Regions from separate parts of the Homo sapiens genome. Here region 2 is linked to region 1. Evidence: read pairs that join two places in POLR2A ChIA-PET (ENCODE). Cell type or tissue: MCF 10A. All regions are shown on one strand. Each heading gives the region's core, and the rest is flanking DNA. Links, peaks and the distances in the headings are about the cores only.

Region 1 (6,025 bases), core at 848-4,847:
AGACTATCCTGGCTAATACAGTGAAACCTCGTCTCTACTAAATATACAAAAAATTAGCTGGACATGGTAGCAGGCGCCTATAGTCCCAGCTACTCAGGAGGCTGACGCAGGAGAATGGCGTGAACCTGGGAGGTGGAGCTTGCAGTGAGCACAGATCGTGCCACTGCACTCCAGCCTGGGTGACACAGCAAGACTCCGTCTCAAAAAAAAAAAAAAAAAAGGAAATAGGTCAAAAAGTGAAATATATAAATGTATATCCCCATAGTTGATAATTCTGTACACCTCCATTGATAACTGTGGTCCTCTGAAATACTACGACAAACAACCTAAGTCTTTTGACAAAATTGATCGAAAACCTCAGTGAGTCATCACCATATATGCAGTTGCCCAAAGAGCCAAGAGCTCAAGAAATTTTTTTTCACAAATGCAGATGTACAAAAAGGACATCTCTTCATTTATTAAGAAAGTTTAAATGTTTTTGTTGTTCTTTTTTGGTTTTTGGTTTTTTTTTTTTGAGACGGAGTCTTCCTCTGTGACCCAGGCTGGAGTGCAGTGGCATGATCTCGGCTCACCGCAACCTCTGCCTCCCAGTTCAAGCAATTCTCCTGTGTCAGCCTCCTCAGTAGCTGGGATTACAGGTGCACACCACCACGCCTGGCTAATTTTTTTGTAATTTTAGTAGAGACAGGGTGTCACCATGTTGGCCAGGCTGGTTTCGAACTCTTGACCTCAGGTGATCCACCTGCCTTGGCCTCCCAAAGTGCTGGGATTACAGGCATCAGCCACCAGGCCTGGCCTCAATGTTTTTACATACACAAAATCAACATTGTGATAATATATTTTGATGGAGTCAAATTTGCAAAATATTCATAAAATGAATTAGAACTCTCCTCAAATTTTCACCCAATTCATACTTCCAGTATTGAAAATAATGCGAAGATGAAATGCATAGCATAGTGAATTGGTGCAATATGTGAAGGGGCAGAAGTTGTACATGATTGAATAATTTGGCAGGAAAGAGTTCTTAGATTTTTCACCTGCATTTTCACTTCTATAACCTTTGAAACACCTGCTGCACTTGTATTTGGACAGTGGTTGTGATCTACAAATTTTGTAAGTATATGTTGTCCACCTGAAAGCCTGGTTATTGCTCAGCCATTGCAATTCAATTATTTTCTGCTTTCAAAGCACCAATAATAATTAGCTTTTAAACCATTAGGTAGCCTTGTATGCTTAACTTAATCACATCCTTTTTTGAAGGAACAATTTCATAGGTCTCTTCCATTGTATTGTAAGGAATACAGTGAGAAGGAATCATATTGGGCCTCCCCAGTACCAAATCTTTATTAGTCAGGCTTCTCCAGAGAGACAGAACCAATAGGATATGTGTATAAATATGAGAAAGGACTTATTAGGAAACTGGCTTATGTGCTTATGGTGACTGAGAAGTTCCACAATAGGCCTGCAAGCTGGACACCCTGGGATGCTGGTAACATGGCTCAGTCCAAGTGCAAAGGCCTCAGAACCAGGGAAACCAATCATTAACTTTAAATCCAGGCCAAAAGCCTCAGAACCCCAGGGAGTGGGAGTGTAGGGAGCAGGGGTGGTCAGGTGTAAGTCCTGGCATTTAAAGGCTGGAGTTCTGATGTCCACAGCAGCAAGAGAAAAATTGGTCCCAGCTCTGAGAGAGAGACCAGCTTGCCTTCTATATTTCTTCTCTCCAATTACATGGTGCCTGCCAACACTGAAGGCATCTCTTTCCTACCTAGTCCACTCGGACTCCCACACTAATCTCTGGAAACACCCTCACGGACACGCCCAAAATAATACTTTCCCAAATTTCTAGGTATTCTTTAATCCAGTCAAGCCAACAACTGAAATTAAGACCATAAATCCACCCCTTGTCAGTTTGGCACCCATAATGCATCTCCTTTAAACTGTACTTAATTTCCAAATAAAGACAGTAACAGATGCACCTACCATGATGCACCTAGCCTGCATACAACTGAAAACACAGTGGAAATCCCCTCCCTAGAATTCAGTTTTCAGGATTTCAACAGTCGAGATTTTAATTGTTCAAGATTGTGATTTGGGGATTTTAGACTTTAAGGATTTTTTATCTTTTGGGATTTTGATCTTTTGGGATTTTTACATTCTGGATCATGGCATCTGTGATTGTGTCTTTCAGTATTATGATCAGCTCTGGTTTAAAAAAAATGAACAAGTGATATGAAGAGAAATTTTCACAGACATACATGAATGTAAATTGCCTATATACAGATGAAAATATTTTTATTTTTATAATGTAAATTTTAAAATAAGTTGTGAATTTCCACCTATCAAACTGGCAGTGATTATAAACAAAAGCGATATTCATTGATTGAGCCATTTTAGTATAACTTTTCTGGAGGACAGTCTGAAGTATGTATCAAAAGCCTTAAAAAAATACATTTTAACCCAGCACTTTTACTTTTAGAAAAAATTTTTTGATGGTACATAATGGGGTCTCACTATGTTGACCAGGCTTGTCTCAAACTCCTGGCCTCAAGCAATCCTCCTGCCTCAGCCTCCCAAAATGCTGGGCTTATAAGCATGAGCCACCATGCATGGCCTAATTTTACTTTTATTAATTTTTTTCACAAGGAAATATTAGGCAGTTTTGCAAAGATATGTTACCAAAATGTTCCTTATGGCATTCTCCATGTAGCAAAAAGGTAGAAATAATCTAAATGTTTGTTAGAAAAAAGGTTGGTTAAATAAGTGATGTCACAAAGTGGATTACTGGGCAGTCATTAAAAAGCTAAGGTAACTATAAATATATTGTCAAAGATTTAAAATATTAAGTTTAAAAAAGCATGTTACAAAATAATGTGTATGGCATTATGTTGTTTTTATTTAAAAGTTTATAGCGGGTGAAGTCTGGATGGCTAAAATATTAAGCATGTTACTCTTGAGAATGTAATTCAAAAACATGGTGTTCTTATATTTTAATTCAATAATTTCACTTGTAGGAATCCCTTCTAAAGAAATAATACGAACATGAGAAGCACAAAAGTATTTGTCACAGTGCATTTCTAATTTATGATAGTAGGAATATCCAAAAATGGCAGAACGGTTAAAAGTTTTTTTAAAAAATAAGTTTAGGAATCTCATATGGGAGCCCGCTGCTTACCAAGGATTTGTTTTTTTCTGTTTATTACAGATAGGATTAAGGTAGAATTGGAAATTGATCCAGAAAAGACCACCTGAAATTTCTGTCTCCAAAATCTCCTCATTCTTGCAAAACCTGCTCTTCAGCCTTTCATCCTGGGACCCATTTCAGTTCTTCCAGTCTTCACCCGGCTTCTGACTTTTTTCTTCCCTTTTCTTTCCTTCTCCTCTTTAGTAGTTAATTCAATTCCTCTCTTACCAGCACCTCACATTATTTCCCTCTTCCTCTTGGTCATCCTCTGCAACTCATTTGCCCATTTGAAACCCAGAATGCATGCTGTGTGTCCCTCCTCCTGTGCTGCCACACATTCTTGGAAGGACTTGGATCGTTTTTCATCTACTTAGTACAAGTGTAAGAGTTCCATCTTCAGCTAGGCTCATGGTATAGCTTGGCAAGTCTGTACCTAATCTCTTATGTCCTTTTAACACCCCCACCCCCTGAGCTAATCAATATCTTTACTGTGTCACCTACTTCCTACCATTCATGAGATACCTAGCCTTTTCTCCCCCATATGGAGAAATCAAGGCCATCAGACACACACTCCCCAAGCATCCCTCCTCTCTTCCTCTAATATCTGTCTTTGTTGCTCTCATGCCCTTCCCTGCTGTTCAATGGAAGAGATTCAGCTAATTATTTCCAAGACTGAAACCCTTATTTAAGTTCTTTAATTCTCATCCTTTCTTTTCTAGGACCTGTGTTTTGTTTTTTCCTAAGTTATGTAACCTCTTCTAGAGTTTCAGTCCCTCCTCCCGTGGTGGTTCTTTTCCCTTTGTTTTCTAATATTTCAGTCTCTTCTATGCTAAAATTCCTTCCTCAGCTTTGACTCTTATGTCTTGCCTTTCTCTTTTCCTTACTGCTATACTTGTTAAAAGAATAGTCTGGATTTATAGCATTCCTCACCTTCCAGTTTTGTTCTACTTCATTGATTCACTCATCTGTTCATGGGCCAATACCCCATTCACTTTTTAATCTAATGCCATCTGCTCTTCTAATACTTTGATGAGGTCACCAGTCCTGTGTGCCAAAATTAGTCTCCTCATTTTAGTATTCATGCCAGTTCTTGCTCTCTTTGAACACTTGATATTATCCCTTCTTTCTTGAAATCATGTTCTTCCTTGGCTTTCACAGCCCTATTTTTTTAAAATCTCCTCCTCCTCTCAGAGCCGTTTATCCTTTTCTACTATATAAATGTAAGTGTTCCCCCCAGTTCCATCAGCGTTACTTATGTCATACATTTATGTTTTATACATTTACCCTGGATAACAATCTATTTTTGTGGCTTCAGCTATCATTTACATGCAGATTATTTCCAAATTTTTGTTTCCAACCTCTGCCCCTTTCTTAAGCTCCAGCTGCCTGTTGCGTATTCCTGTGTCCAACTGCAGATCATTATTGGTCAATATATCAGTATCAGTGCAGTCAATAGCAGTCAATATCAGTACTCCTGCATTGCCCTATTAAGGCCTGTTTTTCTTTTGTTTAGTATCCCCATCTGTTTCATTGCTCAAGCTAGAAACCTCGAAGTTATCCTTAATTCCTTTTTCCTCTTTAACACTCCTATACAGTATAATGAATTACCAAGTCTTCCGCTTAAACCTCTCCAGTAGCTTCTCAGCTGGTCACCCTGGTTTCAATCCTGGGAAATCCCTCCTGCTACTGTTAGATAAATAATAAAAATACAGATTTGGTGATATTATTCTCTTGCTTAGAAACGTTTGGTGGCTTCTGTTTCTTTGATGATCAGGTTTTTTTTAGACCAAAATCAGTATGAATTGGCCAAAAATTTTTATGTTCTACTTTTAGTTTGAAGAGGAAGTCTTAGAGATATACTCTGGATACTGAGATACCAAAATTCTCAGCCGCATCAATAGATTGTTGTTATGGAAACAGGCAAGTTATGATCACTGCATCAATTAATCATTCCTGAAGCACCTGCTATGTGCACTAGATACTAATAGGTACTGATCATATAAAAAGTGAAAAAACATAGCCCCTTATCTCCAGGTGCTAAAAGTCTAGCAAAGGAAATAGATATGGAGGTTGAACATTCTTAACCTGGAAATGAAATGTCCCAAAGTTTGAAACTTTGAGCGCTAACCTGATGCCACAGTAGAAAATTCCACATCTGACCTTATATATTATCCCAGAAAGATGCTGACCACAGCTGATAAGATCACCTTTATAGGAATTAAGGATGCTAAGGATAGAATAACTATGCTGGGGGCTGTGCTAATGCAGCAGGTATGTGTAAGTGTAAACTTGCTGTGATTCCACGTGGTGGCGGAGAGTGACACCTTCACTTTCTGATGGTTCAGTGTACACAAACTTTGTTTCATGCACAAAATTATTTAAAACATTGTATAAAATTATCTTCAGGCTATGTATGTAAGTTGCATATGAAATATAAATGTATTTTGTGTTTAGATTTGGGTCCCCTCCCCCAATATAGCTCATTATGTATATGCTAATATTTCAAAATATGAAATCCCAAATGCTTCTGGTCCCAAACATTTAAGAGAAGGGATATTTGGCCTATAAATGATTGCAGCAATGTTGATGATTTACTAGGAGTTCTTACTAGTTGTTGTGTGAACTAGAGTATAATAGTCAAAATGTATTAAGCATTCACTATGTGCCAGGCACTATGCTAAGTCTTCCAGCTTTATATATATTACTTATATGCTTTATTTACACTGTTTATAAATTTTAGAACACAATTTTATATATAAGAAAAAAAAATCAACCTTAGGTTGTGCTGTATTACAAATAGCAGAGCCAGAATTTAGTCCAGGAGTGTGAGATTCCAAAGCTTCT
Region 2 (6,025 bases), core at 1,154-5,153, 93 kb after region 1:
GGAGGAAGGAAGGAAGGAAGGAAGGAAGGAAGGAAGGAAGAAAGAAAAAGAAAGAAAGAAAGAAAGAAAGAAAGAAAGAAAGAAAGAAAGAAAGAAAGAAAGAAATTATCATCAATATAACATTTTCCTGTCCAGAAGTAAACAAATGCAGAAAGTCAGAATCATGAATTCTACCCTTCTAGTAGCTCTAACATATAGTCTGCTGAGGAGACAAACTCTGGGTGAATTTAAGCCTCCCAGTCACATAAAAAATTACACTAGACCTCAGCAAGATGGCAGAATAAGAGGACACCTGCTCTATCCTCTGACAAGAATTCTGCATCCATCCACAGAAAAAAGTCTCTCTGTGAGAACCTCAGGATTCAGGTAGGCAGTTATGAAACCAAGGTAGAGCCCAAGACCTAGGAAGGCTATTCTGAAAGTGTAGGTCAGCACTCAGGTAGCAGACCTGCTGACTGTGCTCCCGGGTTCAAACTCAGAAACAGCCCCATTCCCAAAGGGTTTGGCTACAGCCGTTTGGCCCAGAGCCTGCAACCAAAATCATCTGCCCAGGTGTCCAGGAGGAATCGCACCCACTTGTGCCTCAGCAAAGGCTCATCTGCATACCAACATCAGTCTCAGCAGTGGACCTGGAAGTTACCCTGTAACTTGGTTCAAGCTCCCCTCAGCTGTGGCCCCCAGCTTAGTATGGTTCACACAAAGACCCAGAGAGAGATAACCCCCATATCTCACAGCCTGGGAATTATCCAACCATCTGATCCTCTGTGATGGGCCTGCTAGCCTCTGTCCCACATTTGATCCTGAGAGAAATTTATAATCACCAAGTTAATAAAAGTTCCTTTTAAAAATCAAACTTTCCTGGGCCAGGCGCAGTGGCTCATGCCTGTAATCCCAACACTCTAAGAGGCCGAGGCAGGCAGATCACTTAAGACCAGGAGTTCAAGACCAGCCTACGCAACATGGTGAAGCCATGTATCTACAAAAAATACAAATCTTAGCCGGGCACGATGGCAGCGCCTGTGGTCTCAGCTACTTGGGAGGCTGAGCTGGGAAGATCGATTGAGCCCAGGAGGTCAAGGCTACAGCAAGCCATGATCTCGTCACTGCACTACAGCCTAGGCAACACAGCAAGACCCTGTCTTAAAAAACAAAACAACAACAACAACAAAAAAAAAACCACCTTCCCCAGCAGAAAGGACAGTGGACAGAAAGGGGCACAAGTGCAACTTCTGGCTATTAGAAATGTTCTCATTTCATGATGTACAGATGTGTATTTTTCAGTATTCATGTAATACTTCAATAAAAAGCTCAAACCAAAATAAACAACAAATCAAACATTTACCAACAGAAAAAAGAGTCATGAGTATGACTAGGCAATTCACAAGATAGGAAATCCAAAGATCCAAAGGACCAATAAACTTTGTAAAGATGCCCCACCCCTCCCAAACCCCTTTCCCTATATCCTCAGAAATGCATGTCCATCATTCCCAACTACTCAACCTCTTTTCTGAAGGTTCCTGCTTGGGATACAACCCTGACTTAAATGTAATGGCATATTATAATCACCTGGGAGTTTTTTAAAAATAAATTATCTATGTCCAAGCTCCACCTCAGACTGAGTCAGAATGTCCAGGGGCTAGGACTGGGAAATGGTACGTTTACAAGCCCTCCCCTGCAATTTTAATGTACAACCAGGGCTGAGAGCCACTTCCAACTGAAACCTGGCTCTCCACTGCAGCCTTATTCAGCCACAGCTGTCTTCTCTCTTACATCCCTCTTCCCAGCAGGCCTGGAGACAGGGCAGGTGTTCTCGTTTCTCACTGCCATTTCCAAATCACTATCTCATCTACCTCCCTAAGATCCCAGCTTCAAGTCTTATATCATCACTGCACCCATCCCTAATCCACCTTGTGGCAGGATTAGGATACCCCCAACCTTAATCCTTAAAGATTTTAGCTCCTGGCTATGACACTCTCTCCAACATTGTTCTTGTCAAATGCATACTGATTTTAATATCTGTAGAGATCATCCTTGACCTCATCCTCTCCTCCCATAATCCAGTACTCCACTTGACCTCGGCGGTTCATTCCCACAATCATACCCCAGAACTTGTCATTACCAATAGCTGACACCCTCCACAATCTCAATTTCTAGCATCCCACTCTCCTGCCATCCCTTATCTTTTCAATTCCCCTCCTCAAATATCATCACTCCAACATTTTTAAAGTCCATAATTTTTAAAGTTCCATAATCCACTGATCCTACCATCTTTTCACCATCCTTCACCCAGCTTAGAGTCTAGATCCACCGTTAAGACTCAAAGTTTCCCTCCTTCGAATATACCCTCAACTATCGTACCTCATCTTACCCTATCATTATCACCAGGAACCCCAATCCTGGATAAATCCTACTCTCTACCTAATCCGAACAAGTGAATTTGGCTGGAGGAAAAAAATAAACATAACTCTACTGACTGACCTTGCTATACACTTATGACAGCTGACTCCAAGTGGACCTTGGTACAGCCTTGTAATCACACACCATTTTAGTCTCCTGGTTGACTAGGTCACAACTTTTCCTCTTCTTACCTCTACAGCTCCTCTGCTTTCCTCAGGCTCAGCAGATGATCTTGCTTCCTAATTCACTAAGAAAACCACAGCAACAAGGATCTACCAGTTCACCTGCCAAAGTACTCTTTCCCTTTGCCTCTATGGATGCATGCTCTGTGCTCCTAAGACCAACCCCGCCACTGCACACTAGATCCCAGTTCCTTTCATCTCCTCAGCCACATTCCAGCAATTCTCCCATCTCATGAATCATCAATTTCCCCCTCTCTATATTAGTCACATCAGCATCAAAAACACTATAATAGCTCCCATCTTTAAAAAAAAAAAAAAGCACTCTTAATCCCATATCTTCCTTCAGCAATGGTCCCATTTCTCTACTCCTCTTTGGAAAGAAACTCTTCAAAAATAATGTCTATTTTTGCCATCTCCAATTCCTGTTTTCCCATTTTCTCTTGAAAACACACCAACTTAACTTTTAGCTCCTCACCACTCCACCAAAACAACTCCTGTGAAAGTCTTTAATGTCCTCCGTATTGTTAAAACCAAAGGTCAATTCTCAGCGCTCATTTTACTCAATCTATTAGAGCATTCCATACAGCTGAGCAGTCCTTTCTTTGAAACAGCATCTATACTAGGTTTCCAAGACACACCACTCACTCTTGGTTCTCCTCCTTATTGAGCAATTCTTTTCCATCTCTGTTATTGGTAAGCCTTATCCTCCCAACTCTAAACACTGGAATAGCCCAGGGCTCACTCTGGACTTTCTCTTCTCTCTCTACACTCACTCATTCATCCCATCTCATGGCTTTAAGCCACTCCTCTATACTGACATTTATTCCTCTGAGGCCTCTTTGTATTCCAGGCTCATGTTATCACCTGCGTAGTCCACATCTCAACCTGAATGCTGAGCAGGCACCTGGAACTTGGTTGTTCAAGATTAAACTCCAGGCTTCTCCCTCTTCCTCAAACCTGCTTCTGCCACAGATCCCTTTCAATGAATGGCAACTCCAGCCTTCTATCTGCCAGGCCAAAAACTTTGTACTTTTTCTCTCACACTTCCCAGCTTATTTTGTTGATTCTACTTTCAAAATATATCTAGATCTAGACTGACCACTTTTCGCCACCTTCATTGTCCACACTCTTAGACTAAGTTACCATCATCTCTTCCCTGGATCATAACAGCAGCGTCCTGACAAACCTCCTGCTTCCTCCCTTACAGTCCCCTCTCAACAGAGCAACTAGTGTGATCCTTTTAAAGCCTAAATAAGACTGTTTCCTCTGCTCAAAACCCTCAAATTTCAGATGGAATCACATTCAAGGTAAAAGACGAAGTCTTTACTATGGCCTCTCTATTGTCTCCCCTCATCTCCTTCTTTTTACCTCCTTACTCCCTCTAATCCAGTCACACTGATCTCCTTGCAGTTCTATGAGCATGTCAGACATGAGGGTCTTATTTGGTATTCTCTCTGCCAGGAATCTTCTTCCTCCAGTTATCCACATGGCACATGCTCTCTTCTCTCTCTCTCTATCCACAGCATTTATTACCATCTAAGATACTATGCATTTTCACATCTACTCATTTTCCATTTCCCTTCACTAGAATGTATGCAAATGGGACTTGGCCTGTCACTGAGCAGTCCTCAATTCATGTGTTGAATGAATGAATGAATAGTGCTTACACTCATTAATACTACGGCAAATACAAATTAGAGAAATATGAAAAGTCATTACATACCAATCATATGCCAAAAATTTAAGTCTGGTAAAACCAAGAGTGACCAACATCTGGAACACAGTTTTATATACCACTGCTGGGAATGTAAATTAATCCAAATACTTTACAGAACAATTTGGCAATACTAGTAAAACTGAAAATGCATATACCCTTCAGCCTAGCAATTGCAGTTCTGCATATATATCCTAGACCCCAGGGCCTACAGCAACTCCCTTACAAATACGAAAGGAAACTTGTGCAAGAATATTGTATTAGTCCATTTTCACACTGCTGATAAAGACATACCCGAGGAATGGGCAAATTTACAAAAGAAAGAGGTTTAATCGACATACAGTTCCACAGGACTGGGGAGGCCTCACAATCACGGCGGAAGACAAGGAAGAGCAAGTCACATCTCACATGGAAGCCTGCCTTGGCTTCCCAGAGTGCTGGGATTAAGGTATGAGCCACCGCACCCGGCCAGAAACTTACTTGATTAAAATTTCTTTCCAAACTTCATAAATAACAATCGCCAGTTTCTTCTAATTGAAATGAACGGTAAAGAGGCAAAGAGAAAATGAACCAGCAGGGGAAATGCCAGATGCTTATAAAACCATCAGATCTTGTGAGAATTCACACTATCACGAGAACAGTATGGGGGGAACCGCCCCCAATGATTCAATTATCTCCACCTGGCCCCGCCATTGACATATGCGGAATATTATAATTCAAGGTGAGATTTGGGTAGGGACACAGAACCAAACCATATCAGATATTCACTGCCATTGTCTATAAAAGCAAATTAACCAGAAACTTGACTATCATCAGGAAATGTATAAACTATAATAGAAGCATACAATGGAATACTACACAGCACCTAAAATGAATGACCAAACTACAAATATCAACATGACTGTAGTTCAAAATCACAAGGCTGAACTAATAAAAAGCAAACTGCAGAATGATATGTAAGGTATGATGGTGTGTGTGTAGGCTACATCCATATATAATAAAATAAAAATAAAAATGTTGATATATACATATGTGTGTGTATATATATGTATATATATAGACAGTGGTTATTTCTGAGCAGGAAGGAAGACAGAAAAAGAGAATCAGGGAAGATTACACAGGGTGCTTCAACTGTATCCATTTTGTTTTCTTTCTTTACAAAAAAGAAAAGCCTGGCTGGGCACAGTGGCTCATACCTGTAATCCCAGCACTTTGGGAAGCCAAGGCAGGCGGATCACAAGGTCAAGAGATCAAGACCATCCTGGCCAAAATGGTGAAACCCCATATCTACTAAAAATACAAAAAATTAACTCGGCATGGTGACACACGCCTGTAGTCCCAGCTACTCGGGAGGCTGAGGCAGGAGAATCGCTTGAACCCAGGAGACAGAGGCTGCAGTGAATCGAGATCATGCCACTGCACTCCAGCCTGGCGACAGAGACTCCATCTCAAAAAACAAAAAACAAAAAACAAATAAAAAAAAGAAAAGCCTGGCAAATATGTAAAAATATAAGAATCTGATATCAGTAAATGATAGGTACATGGGTATTTGTTATGTTATTCTCTAAATTCTTCTGTATGCTTAACATATTCATAATTTTAATTAAGCATATTATATCACATGGAAACTTATTTATTTTTGAGACAGAATCTCACTGTGTGGCCCAGGCTGGAGTGCAGTGGCATGATCTCGACTCACTGCAACCTCTGCCTCCCTGGTTCAAGTGATTCT

Evidence for each region. ChIA-PET counts read pairs that join two places held together with the same protein. Peaks named below come from ENCODE experiments on the same cell type or tissue, not always from the same donor. Only the 100,000 strongest peaks of a DNase experiment are listed, where the experiment ranks them.
Region 2: POLR2A ChIA-PET joins it to region 1 with 5 read pairs; 12 of 35 experiments call an interaction of 5 or more read pairs at or near these places.

What each region holds. Positions count from the first base shown.
Region 1 is chr7:43,598,268-43,604,292 of GRCh38, forward strand. The region is part of intron 2 of STK17A (serine/threonine kinase 17a); the gene reads left to right. Among named protein-coding and RNA genes, the nearest start is that of STK17A, 18 kb to the left of the region's middle. In MCF 10A, for the core only: no CTCF peak of the experiment used is centred there; no DNase peak of the experiment used is centred there.
Region 2 is chr7:43,691,376-43,697,400 of GRCh38, forward strand. All of the region lies in intron 1 of COA1 (cytochrome c oxidase assembly factor 1), which reads right to left. Among named protein-coding and RNA genes, the nearest start is that of COA1, 35 kb to the right of the region's middle. In MCF 10A, for the core only: no CTCF peak of the experiment used is centred there; a DNase peak (open chromatin) is centred at 3,196.